2 separate regions of the Homo sapiens genome follow, and region 1 is linked to region 2. A link is a loop called in an ENCODE intact Hi-C map of the cell type or tissue named here. Cell type or tissue: heart left ventricle. All regions are shown on one strand. Each heading gives the region's core, and the rest is flanking DNA. Links, peaks and the distances in the headings are about the cores only. Region 1 overlaps FAM168A (family with sequence similarity 168 member A). Region 2 overlaps FAM168A (family with sequence similarity 168 member A).

Evidence for each region. A loop is a pair of places that touch in the nucleus more often than their neighbours do. Peaks named below come from ENCODE experiments on the same cell type or tissue, not always from the same donor. Only the 100,000 strongest peaks of a DNase experiment are listed, where the experiment ranks them.
Region 1: it touches region 2 in a loop (4-fold over the local background); 1 of 110 quality-filtered maps calls a loop at or near these places.

The regions. Positions count from the first base shown.
Region 1 is chr11:73,489,821-73,495,193 of GRCh38, reverse strand. All of the region lies in intron 1 of FAM168A (family with sequence similarity 168 member A), which reads left to right. Among named protein-coding and RNA genes, the nearest start is that of FAM168A, 110 kb to the left of the region's middle. RefSeq lists enhancers at 1-365, 366-884. In heart left ventricle, for the core only: no CTCF peak of the experiment used is centred there; no DNase peak of the experiment used is centred there.
Region 2 is chr11:73,401,115-73,406,487 of GRCh38, reverse strand. FAM168A (family with sequence similarity 168 member A) reads left to right here. Exons shown (of 8, transcript NM_015159.3): 8 at 1-5,373. Among named protein-coding and RNA genes, the nearest start is that of RELT, 27 kb to the right of the region's middle. In heart left ventricle, for the core only: CTCF peaks have their summits at 2,259 and 3,508 (motif pointing left); a DNase peak (open chromatin) is centred at 2,227; H3K27ac peaks cover 580 bases.

The sequences.
Region 1 (5,373 bases), core at 226-5,225, 89 kb before region 2:
CCATGCCTGGCTAATTTTTTGTATTTTCAGCAGAGACGGGATCAGTTTGATTTTTTTTTTTTTTTTACGTCTATACCATTAAGCCTCAAATTAGACAGGCAATTCCCTGGGGAGTCTTTACTGAGTCCTGAAATTACCCTCTCTTCCATTTTCTGAGCCTTTAGCTTCTTTTTTTTCTTCTTTTTTTTTTGAGACAGTCTCACTCCATCACCCAGGCTGGAGTTCATTGGCATGATCTTGGCTCACTGCTGCAGCCTCTGCCTCCTGGGTTCAAGTGATTCTCATGCCTCAGCCTCCCAAGTAGTAGCTGGGATTACAGGCATGGGCCCCCACACCTGGCTAATTTTTGTATTTTTAGTAGAGATGGGGTTTCGCCATGTTGGCCAGGCTGGTCTTGAACTCCTGACTTCAAGTAATCCGCCCTCCTCGGCCTCCCAAAGTGCTGGATTACAGGCATGACCTAACTTCTTCTAAAAGTGTACTTCCTTTTCCATCAAGAGTGCTTTCCTGGCGTTGGTGCTGCTAGGAATCTACCTCTTCATTGTGCCCATCCTCCATTTTTTCCCCAATTTTTCTACGTCTTCATCACAATAAAACTCTTCCTGGCTCTTTGCCCAAGGCTGCAGCCTAAAATGTTCTGGGGCCTCTGCATCAAACAAGGGTGGTTCTGCCAGGTTTTTCTGAGCCCTTCTGTCCTGAGACAAAGGACTTGGCCTGGTATTCAGAGTGTCAACCGCTTGGAATGTAACAGTTCCTGATTCAGAGCCTTAGACCTCCCACTGCAATGGCTCAGTGTCTTTGAACTAACCAATAAGCACAGGAGATCTCTTGTCCTTTGAGTAGAAGAGCAGCCTCACTGCCACTCTTTTGGCTGGGACTCTAGGGGCCTGAGGTCCTGTTCTGGATTTGTGACCTGCTCTGTGACTTTGAGTGAGTCACTTAGTCTTTGTTTTCCCAGTTGCAAAATGAAGGGCTTAAATTAAATGATCTTTGAGGTCCTACCAAGCTCTAACACTCTTTGGTTCAATTCTGTTAATCATACATGTACATGTATATGTACATACTGTACATAATGTACATGTCCATACTGTACATAATGTACATGTCTTGGTGTTCTTGGCTCTTTATTAGCCAGTGGGGCACTCCATAGGTTAATAAAATAGACTCTGCTTTCAGAGCTCATAGTCCAGGAGGGAAGCAGTTGCATAAACAACTAAATCTTCTAACATGAAGTGTTTCTAGAATGGCACTGTCACCATGTATTTTTGGGATAGAGGATAGTGATTAGTTTTAGTTGGAAGGGTCTGTGAAGCTTCATGTAGGAGACAGCGTTTGAGTCTTTGGTCTTGTCTTCACCTCTGTTCTGTTGTTCTTTCCTCTCTCCATCTCCGTGTGAATTCCCAAACCTGGTCTTTTTTTAAACTCTGGGACAGTTTTCAGGATAAGTTATGTTCCTCCTTAAATAAAAATAAAACAAGGCTGCGCATGGTGGCTCATGCCTGTAATCCCAGTACTTTGGGAGGCAGAAGCAGGTGGATTGCTTGAGCCCAGGAGTTTGAGACCGCCTGGGCAACATGGTGAAACCCTGTCTCTACAAAACAAATACAAAAATTAGCCTAGCATGGTGGCACACGTCGGTAGACCCAGCTACTTAGGAGGCTGAGGCCTTGGGAGGATCACTTGAGCCCAGGAGGCAGAGGTTGCGGTGAGCTGAGATTGCACCACTGCTGTCCAGCTTGGGTGAGAGAGTGAGACCCAGTCTCAAAAACACAAAACAAAACAACCTTTAAAAAGACCCTAAAAACTAAAGATACATACACAGACACAGTGAGCCTTTCCTCCTTTCTCTGAACCCCTGCAATAACTGTATACGTATGGTCTACGGGCTACCTGTAAAGTTCGTTTAGCACTTGTTATCTTGCCTTTCTTTTATTATTTGGAACTATGAGTTCAAGCTACTTCTCTCATTTTGTCTGCCACCAGGACTTTTTTTTTCACTTTGTGATTTTTTTTTTCCTACTTTCATTTTAGGTTTGAGGGTACATGTTCAGGTTTGTTACATGGATACATTGCATGTTGCTGAAGTTTGGTGTATGAATGATCCTGTCACCCAGGTAGTGAGCGTAGTACCCAATAGGTAGTTTTTCAGTCCATCCTTCTCCACACTCTTGGTAGAGCCCAAGGTCTGTTGTTGCCATCTTTTTGTCCATGCTTACCCAATGTTTAGTTCCTGCTTATAAGTGAGAACATGTGGTATTTGATTTTCTGTTTCTGCATTCATTTGCAAGAATGAATAGAGGATAATGGCCTCCACCTGCATCCATGTTGGTGCAAAGGACAGGATTTTGTTCCTTTTTATGGCTGCATTGTGTTCCATTGCCACCAGGATTTTGAACTCTGAGTATTTGAGTCACATTTTTGCTATTAGACTATCTGCTTCTAAGGGCAAACCGTATCTTATTCTCTTATCATCTGTGCCACCTCTAAGTGATTTACATAATGAATAATCCAGAGCAGAGTATCATTAAATATGGTTTATTTTATTTTATTTTATTGAGACAGGTTTTGCTCTGTCACCAGGCTGGAGTGCAGAGGTGCGATCTCGGCTTACCGCAGCCTTGACCTCCAGGCTTAAGCAATCCTCCTGCCTCAGCCCCCCGTGTAGCTGGGACTACAGGTGCACGCCACCGTGCCCGGCTAATTTTTTTGAAATTTTTTTTGTAGAGATGGGGTTTCACCATGCTGGTCTTGAACTCCTGGATTCAAGGGATCCACTGCCTCAGCCTCCCAAAGTGCTGAGATTATAGGCATAAACCACCATGCCAGGCTGAGTTTGTTTATTTTAAACCAAGTCTTTTGCTCTGATATGAATGTCATATTTGCTTATTTTTTCAGGATGTGCTGGTTATGTTGTTAAGTGATTAATTTATAATGTGTGGCATTCTTTTTTGTCTATCTTGATCTTTCGTTCTTGCCTCAGCCATCTTCTTGGCTCTAAGAAATACGGTGAACCTTATGACATGATGGGAGGAACATTGGGCTTGGCGTGTGAGGAGTCAGGGTAAAGTCTGGGCAAGTTGCTTCTCTCCTTTTAGGCTTTTCTCATTTGTAAAGTAGATGCTAATACCAGCCCTGACTCTCCATGGAGACTATGGAAATCATAAAGCTATCTTTTTATTTCTTTGGTTTTTAGCATTTTAAATTTAACTAACATTCACAAAGTACCTTTGATATAATTAGCCCTGTGCTGGAGGAATGGAAAGAAGAATCATACTTGGCCTTTGTATTCCAAGGACTTTACACACCTTATTGGTCAGGCAGTTATGAACACAAAGAAACAAGGGAGTGAACAAAGGAGGTAGATGGGGAAAAGAATTGGGGATTATGAATGTTGGACTTGCAAGCTTATGTGGTTCAGTTTGGAGATCTGGCTTGCTTTGTGAAGATTCTTTCTATGACATCTTAGACTATAGCTGGGTTAACAGGTCTGCATCCCACGTATGAGATGAGAGTCAGTGTTCTACTAGAGATTATCGTTTTTATACAACAACAGTGTGGTGCAGGAGAAAGAATAGGGAACTTGAGTTCAAGTCCCCGGTCTGTTACTTAGAAACTATGCATCCTCCTTGAATATGTTACATAATACTGTTGAAAACTCAGTTTTGTCTTGAGTAAAAACAGAATAAATACCTCAATAATTATTCAGTTCAATTTAACAAACATTTATGGGAGTCTTCTCTGTGCTAGCTGGATTCTGAAGTTTCAGAAGTGAAAGGAGAGTCTTCTAGGAACTCTCAGTCCAGAGAGAAGAATTATGCCTTGTAAGAGCGTCTTTTGGTTGTTAGTATTATGCAGACATGCAGGCTTCCACCATGGATGACCAAACATTAAGTCTCCTTCCCGCTGGAGTGGTATTACCATAAGTAACTTCCCATCATGTCTCCTTTCTGTTTGTGGTCTTCCCCTCTCCATGGGCTCTTTTCTCATCTCCCATCAGCTCCTAACCTGCCTCTCTGGCCAGCTGTCTGGGGAGTATGTGTATATATGTGTGTTTTGTCAACAGCTGGTCCTGGAAGGCTCAGGATTATTATGAGGAATAAATATAATAATTTCAGTGAGGCCAACTGAAATTAGTATTTGTCAGTAGGCACTGACTAATGGGAGCTTTCATTATGTATAATCTGTGTATCATCTGAGTCATAGAACAGGGGCACCTCTCAAATTATTCCCTCAAAAGTGTGGAGAAGAGTGATCAATATTCTGGATGCTGTTCTAGCACTGGGGATGCAACAGTAGACTAAACAGATTAAAATCTGAATCACCATGGAGCTTACATTTTGGGTGAAGGGGGGAGAAGACATACAACAAGATAAAAAATAAAATATTAAGTACAATAGATATGTGGGAAAGAGGAAAAATAAAGCAAGGAAGATAACTATAATGTTGAGTTTGTTAAAGGTTTGCACTTTTAGGTAGGGAGCCAAGGAAAGTCTCACAGAGAAGGTGATTTTAAATTAAGACCTGAAGTAAGTGAGAGAATGAACTGGAGGAAGAACATTTCAGGCAGAGAGAATAGATGCCAAAGCCCTGAGGCCAGTCCTGGTATGTTTTAAGGAATAGCAGGGGAACAGGGAACAGGATGGCTGAAGTGAAGTGCCTGAAGTTGAGGAGAGTAACAGGAGTCAAAAGGTTGAGAAGGTAATTTATAATGTGTGGCATTATAAATTCATTTCTTGTTTGGTTTTCTAGATCCTAGTAAAGACTTAGCTTTTCCACTGCGTGAGGTAGGAAGTCACTGAGGATTAGATGAGTGACCTGATTTAACTTATGTTTTCAGAGAGCCACTCTGGCTGCTGTGTTGAGAATAGACAAAAGAAGGAGTAAATGCAAAAACAGGGGGGGCAGTAATACTTGTGAGAGATGATAGTGATTTAGATTAAGATGGTAGAAGTGAGGGTAGTGAGAATTGATTGAATTCTGAATATATTTTAGAGACAGAGCTGAAAGTGATTTGCTGATGGACTAGTTGTTAAGGTATGAGAAAAAGAGAAGTCAAGAACAACACCAAAATTTTTATCTGTGCAATTAAAAGCATGGAGTTGCAATTCAGTGAACTGGGGAGGACTTCAGGAGAAACAGATTTTAGGAGAGTGGGAGGTGGTAAATATAAAAATGTAGATGGTATTTGGTTATGCAATTAGATAAGGGGGCTTTGAGAGTGTATGGAGACTTTAGAAAAGAGAAGGGGCCTAGGTCACCACAAAGTTTAGAAATTGAGAAAGAGCTGCCAGAATGATAGGGAGAAAAATAAAACAAACATATCAAAACCCAGGTGAGTATAGTGTCCAAAAGCCAAGTGATGAAAGTATTGAA
Region 2 (5,373 bases), core at 199-5,198:
TCCTCTCTGCTCTTCCCTAAGTGTCCTGTCCCTGGGGATCCCAGTCTAGAGGCAAGCAGAGAGTAGGGTTTATTGCAGTGGTTCATCTGAAGGCTGGATTCCATTTGAAGAGCATAAACAGATGTGGTCCAGGGTAGGAACTCAGAGCTGTTGAGCAGGCTACATCTCTAGGGGAGTGTTCTGGTTGTTTTTTCTTAAGCAAGATTAGTTCAGGACATTCCCATGTCCCAGACACAAATGAAATGTCTCCTGAGAACCATTGCAACAGACCAAGAACAAAACCACCTGAGTATGTAGGCGTGTTATTAGCAGCTTAATACCCCAGGCTGAGAACCTGGGGAAAAAAGTCTTTAGAATTTGGGGGAGGGTGGGGGGAGGGAGGGCATTGTGGGGAAGGAGAGGGAAGAAGGGAGGAGCGGTGCTTGCCTCATGGCTTTGGTTTGAAAGGTCTCTGGCCAAAGCATCTGGCCCTGGACCTTCTGATTTGCACAGTGATGTTAACTGACCTGGCACTTCCTCAAAAGGTGATTTTGTCCTTAGACCTGCCAAGCGGCTGCAGGGTGGTAGGATCCCAGCATCCCGAGGCCTTGGAAGGCCGGATGCCCTGTGTCATCCAGACTTCAGCCTCTGAGCTGTCATGGACCCACTCTGATGAGGAGCTTCCTCCTGATTGGAGTGGGAACCTAGGGCATTTCTCTCCCTTTTCTTTTGCCCTTCCCAGTGCCAGGACTCACCTGTCTGACCATAGAGCTTGCAGGCAGGCCAAGCTCTTGGTTACCTGTGCCATTCATGGCCCAAGTGAAGGAACCACATTCCAGGTGGGTGCTGGCAGCTCTGAAGGTGAGGATAGTGAAGGAAAAGCAATAGCAATAAACATTTCATAGACTCATGGAACTGAAGGGACCTTAGCAATCATCTCATCCATTTCCCTATTTGGCAGATGAGGAAACTGAGGCCCAGAGAAGCGGAAAGGACTTCCCTAGACCTTACAGTAAATTAGCATTAAATGCAGCCTTCCTACCTAGTGGGCACCTTGCTTACAAAAATTTACCTAGGGACGGATTGGCTTGGTTTTGTAAAAATTAAGTCGGCAGCGCCCATACCTGGTGAGTCTGGAATGGTCTCTGGGCTCCTGTTTCTGCTCTTTTCCTCCACGGACTCCAAAGGCGGGGGTTGAAGACTGGGCAGAGGCTACATGGGGGCGGATGGCAGGAACAGAAATTGCAAATGAAGAAATAGCATTTGGAAATTCTGTGAAGACATCTGGAACTTCCGTCCTGTACCTGACTCCACCTCCAGGAGAAGGAGCAGGTGGACTGGCCGAAAAGGAGAGGCCATGCTTTTAGGACAGTAGCCCCTCATCCCGAGAGGAGAGGAAGAGGAGGAAGACAGTGGGAGTCATCAGGAGAGGAGAATGAGGATGAGGCCCAGGAGACAGGCTCATCTGGGAGAAGAGGGACCCCTGGGACGAGGAGGTCCCTGCTAGTCTCAGCCAGGAGCCTGGATTGCCCAGCAGCAGCCTCCGGCACCCAGCGCTTGGCTGGGCCAGCAGCCCCTCTGGGGGTGGGGCACGAACATTTTATTGTAAAAAATGGGATCATTGACAACATTTGGGACTTTAAAAAACTGCTTTCATTTAAAATTCATGCAAACTTGGACATATCCTTACCCCAACCTCCCATGTCTCCCTAAGGGAGGGAAAAATCAGGAAACCCTTGGGTTGGAAGGAGCTCAGAAGCTGTCTAGCCATTCCCAGGAGGGTAAAGCCCATCAGCCTCCTTGGCCTAGAGCCAGGAGTTTGGGGGCCCACCTTCCTGGGCTTCCAAGGAACTTTAGGACCAGTAAGAAAAAATTCAGCTGTTCTAAATTATCTGTTCTGGGTGCTGATGAGGTTTCACTTTAAAACAATAGAAAGTTTTCCAGTGTTAATTCACTTTTTGCAAATACCTCCTTCCACCCTCTTTGGTTTTGTAAAGGTGGGTGAAGGTTGTTCTAGATTATGTCATACGTGTTTGAAAAATGCCAAAATAATAATAATGATAATAATAATAGAAACCTTTGGATTTGTCAGGTGCATCACAGAGGTCAAAGCACTTCACGGCCTTTCATGTACTCGCCCTGAGAGGGACAGGGTTAGAGTTATTACAGTCAATTGACAAATGAGGAAACAGGTTATGGAAGGGAACAGGCCCACAGTGAGCAGCATGCTGGTATCCGCTAGGCTTCCCAGAACCCTGCTGCCTCCATGTGGGCTGGGGTGGAACCACAGAGAGGAGAAAGGAAGAAGAGGAGACCTAGGAATGACCTTGTAACTTTTGTTCTTTCAACACCAGTAAGTAAAACTAACAGCTGGACCTCACAGTTCACAGAACAGTTGAACATAAATTATCTGGTTTAACCCGATGAAATAGAGGTTATTTCTCCTATTTGATCCATAAGGAAATCAAGGCTTGGAAAAGTCAAGTGACTTGCTAATAAGTGACAGAGCCACTCGAATCCCAGGCTGTCTGCTGTCTCGTTCCCCTCCATCTGATCCCCACACAGGCTCACGTACTGAAGCATCTGTGCTCTGTGCCCTATCTTAGCACCTACTATGTAATTCAAGAGCAAAGGGGGGCCCCAAGGTGAAAATAAGGCACTGAAAGGCTGTGGTCTGGAAGAGCCCAGGTCCAGCACCCCTTTTTCAGTATGAGCCCCAGTTCAGCCGGCCTCAGCCTCTTGCTGTGATGGAGATCCACAAGCCTAGCCAAGCTTGGGGAGTCACTGCAAAAGGACTGAGCCCAGGAGAGCGGGGACAGTCATGTGCCTCTGGTAGGATGGGCACAGTTACTGGTAAGGTCACAGAGATCTAGTGGGAGGTACCATAGGTAGATACCTCCAAAGATTCTAGATGGCACGGTGGTCAAGCTAGACAAAAAGTCAGAGCTGGAAGGGCCGTCTCATTGAAGGCAGGCAAGCAAGAGAGGACAAGGGATGTAGCCGCCTGACAGTGAGCTACAGCACTGGCCCCAGGATGCAAACCCCTCTCTCCTCCTCATGCCACTGCCTCTCCCCAAGTGCAACACCTATGGCCAGGATCAGGGGTACAGATGGCTCGTTACCAGCCAACCCTTTTGAATTCTTCTACTTCTACCTGACCCCCTCTCCTCACTGGCCTGGGGTCAAGAAGTTTGAGTCTGGGAGCTGGATTGCCTGCAAATAGTGAAAGCCTGAAACATAATGGTTTGCCATGTTTTGAAAAAAAATGCATATTTAATTTCTTCCTCATGAGATAGGACAGTTGCTGTTCTTTCTTACCTGGCAATGACCCTAAAATGTATATCCTCTTTCCTGAATATTTAGCAGAGACACACACACCTGTCCAGAGCGTTTTTGGTATGCAAAGTACTTTGACATTGGTTGCCAAAGTCCTCCATTTTATAGATGAAAAAACTAAGGCTCAGGAGGCTTGAGACTTGCTAAAAGGTCACACAGCTTGGAAGTGATTCTTCAAATCCTCTGCTCTTTCTGCTGCCACCTGCTGGGTCTCTTGGCAAGCATGGAGGGAGGGGCTAACTGTACTTTATAGAGCTGGGAAGCCCAGTCTCTGAGCTGAGCAGATTTGTATGAACTGCTTTGGGCCAGGACCTGTAATGAGCCCTGGGGAGGGACCCAGAGGCACATCTAACTGGCAGCACAAGGAGGATGAGAATTTGCAACTAAAGGCCTCACTTGGACAAAACACTTTGGGGTCACAATGCCCAGGACCGAAGACATGTTCAAGGACAGCACGAGGCATCTTTCTATTGGGAGACCCATGTCCTTGGTAAGCCTGCACACCTGGCTTCCTAATCCCTGAGAGCCTGCCCACTGTCCAGATCCAGTGAGTTGGTACAAAACGTACAGACTGAAGTCCCTGGGCTTGCTTTTCCCATGGGTGAGGACCAGAACCAGACTCTGAGCATCCTTACCCCTGGCCACCCGAATTGTTCCAAGTTTGAGGTACCCCGTTCCCAGAGATCTGGGGGTCCTTCTTTGGAGGGCTTGCTTTGTTCTGATGGCCTTCAGAAAGGAATCACATGAAGTATAAAAGGACAGGCCCCTTGGTCACCAAGTTTTGGCTCCTCATACAGATAGGACTCATCCAGGTTCCCAGCGAGGCACTGACTAAGCGAGGCTCAGAGCTTCCATATCAAATTCCTCAGCTTTGTTCTGTGCCCAGAGGGGGTGGGCCCCATTCTGGGCCCTGTGAACTTTGTCTTATATATCACCATCTGTATCAGAATTCCTCCTCAATTGCAGTTAAGTGAAAATACGTGGAAGTCTGCTTTTCCATCCTGTATTCTCCCACATCACTACTGGCTGTGCGGCCCCCGCTGCTTGCCAAGCTTGGGAATCCAGAGAGGGGCAGTAGTAGAGTGGGCCAGTTGGGACCCACCCGCAGAGCTGAAGAAACACGCCAGACTAACTGATGGGATTCCACACCGGAGCCTCTGAGCGCACAGGCAGGCATGCCAAGGGGGCTGCAGGGTTTGTCCTTTACTTATCTGCCCCTTTCCTAGAAAACTCCTCGTTTCTGAAATTAGGCATTATATGGTTCCAGGACCCAGCCTTCAAAATTCCTGGCAGGCCAGCTTCAACATTCCATGGCCAGCCCTGCCTAAGCCAGACTTGGGTCCCAGTCCCTCAGTCTCTCCAGTGGATATCTTCTGTGGTGCATGCTGTTGAGTCCAACCCAAAGGCCAACCGAGGCACACAGGAGTTGGGACTGGCTGCCACAAAGCTAGAAAGGGACAAAACAGCACTTGCTTCCCTATGGCCACATGGATAGTCCCTGGATATCCTTGCTGTGGTAGAGGTCCTCTACCCATTCCAGCCACTGATAGCAGGGGGATTTTCCTTCCTAAGGAGAACAGATGTAACAGCTTTGCAAAGTACCGGCCCATAGGAATCAAATGGGTGAGATCAGCTTTGGGCCTGACCCCAGCAAGACCAGCATCTCCAGACCCCAGCCTTTCTCCTCAGGCCTAAGAGAGTCAGGGAAAGAGAGGAGACTGTCCCAGAGACCTTCTCCTCGGGTCAGCCAGATAGTCTGGATCTATGGTGTGACTCAAGCTCCTCCTTACCCAGGGGGGGTAAGGCCAGGCCTCTAGCTACTTGGAGTTGTCTGTAATAATCTTGAAAGGCCCAAGGGCCTGTCCCCATCCTGACTTAAAGGCATCTGCTTCCCTGTTTCATATCACATGACAGAGAAACCTGTTCTCATGGCATGTAACATCCCTGTGAAGAGAGCGTTGTATATGATTTTGTATTTTTTAATTCATTTTAATCTACAGGTTGGAATCTAATTTTTAAATTTTATTGGAACTCACATTTTAAAAAGAAATAAAATTT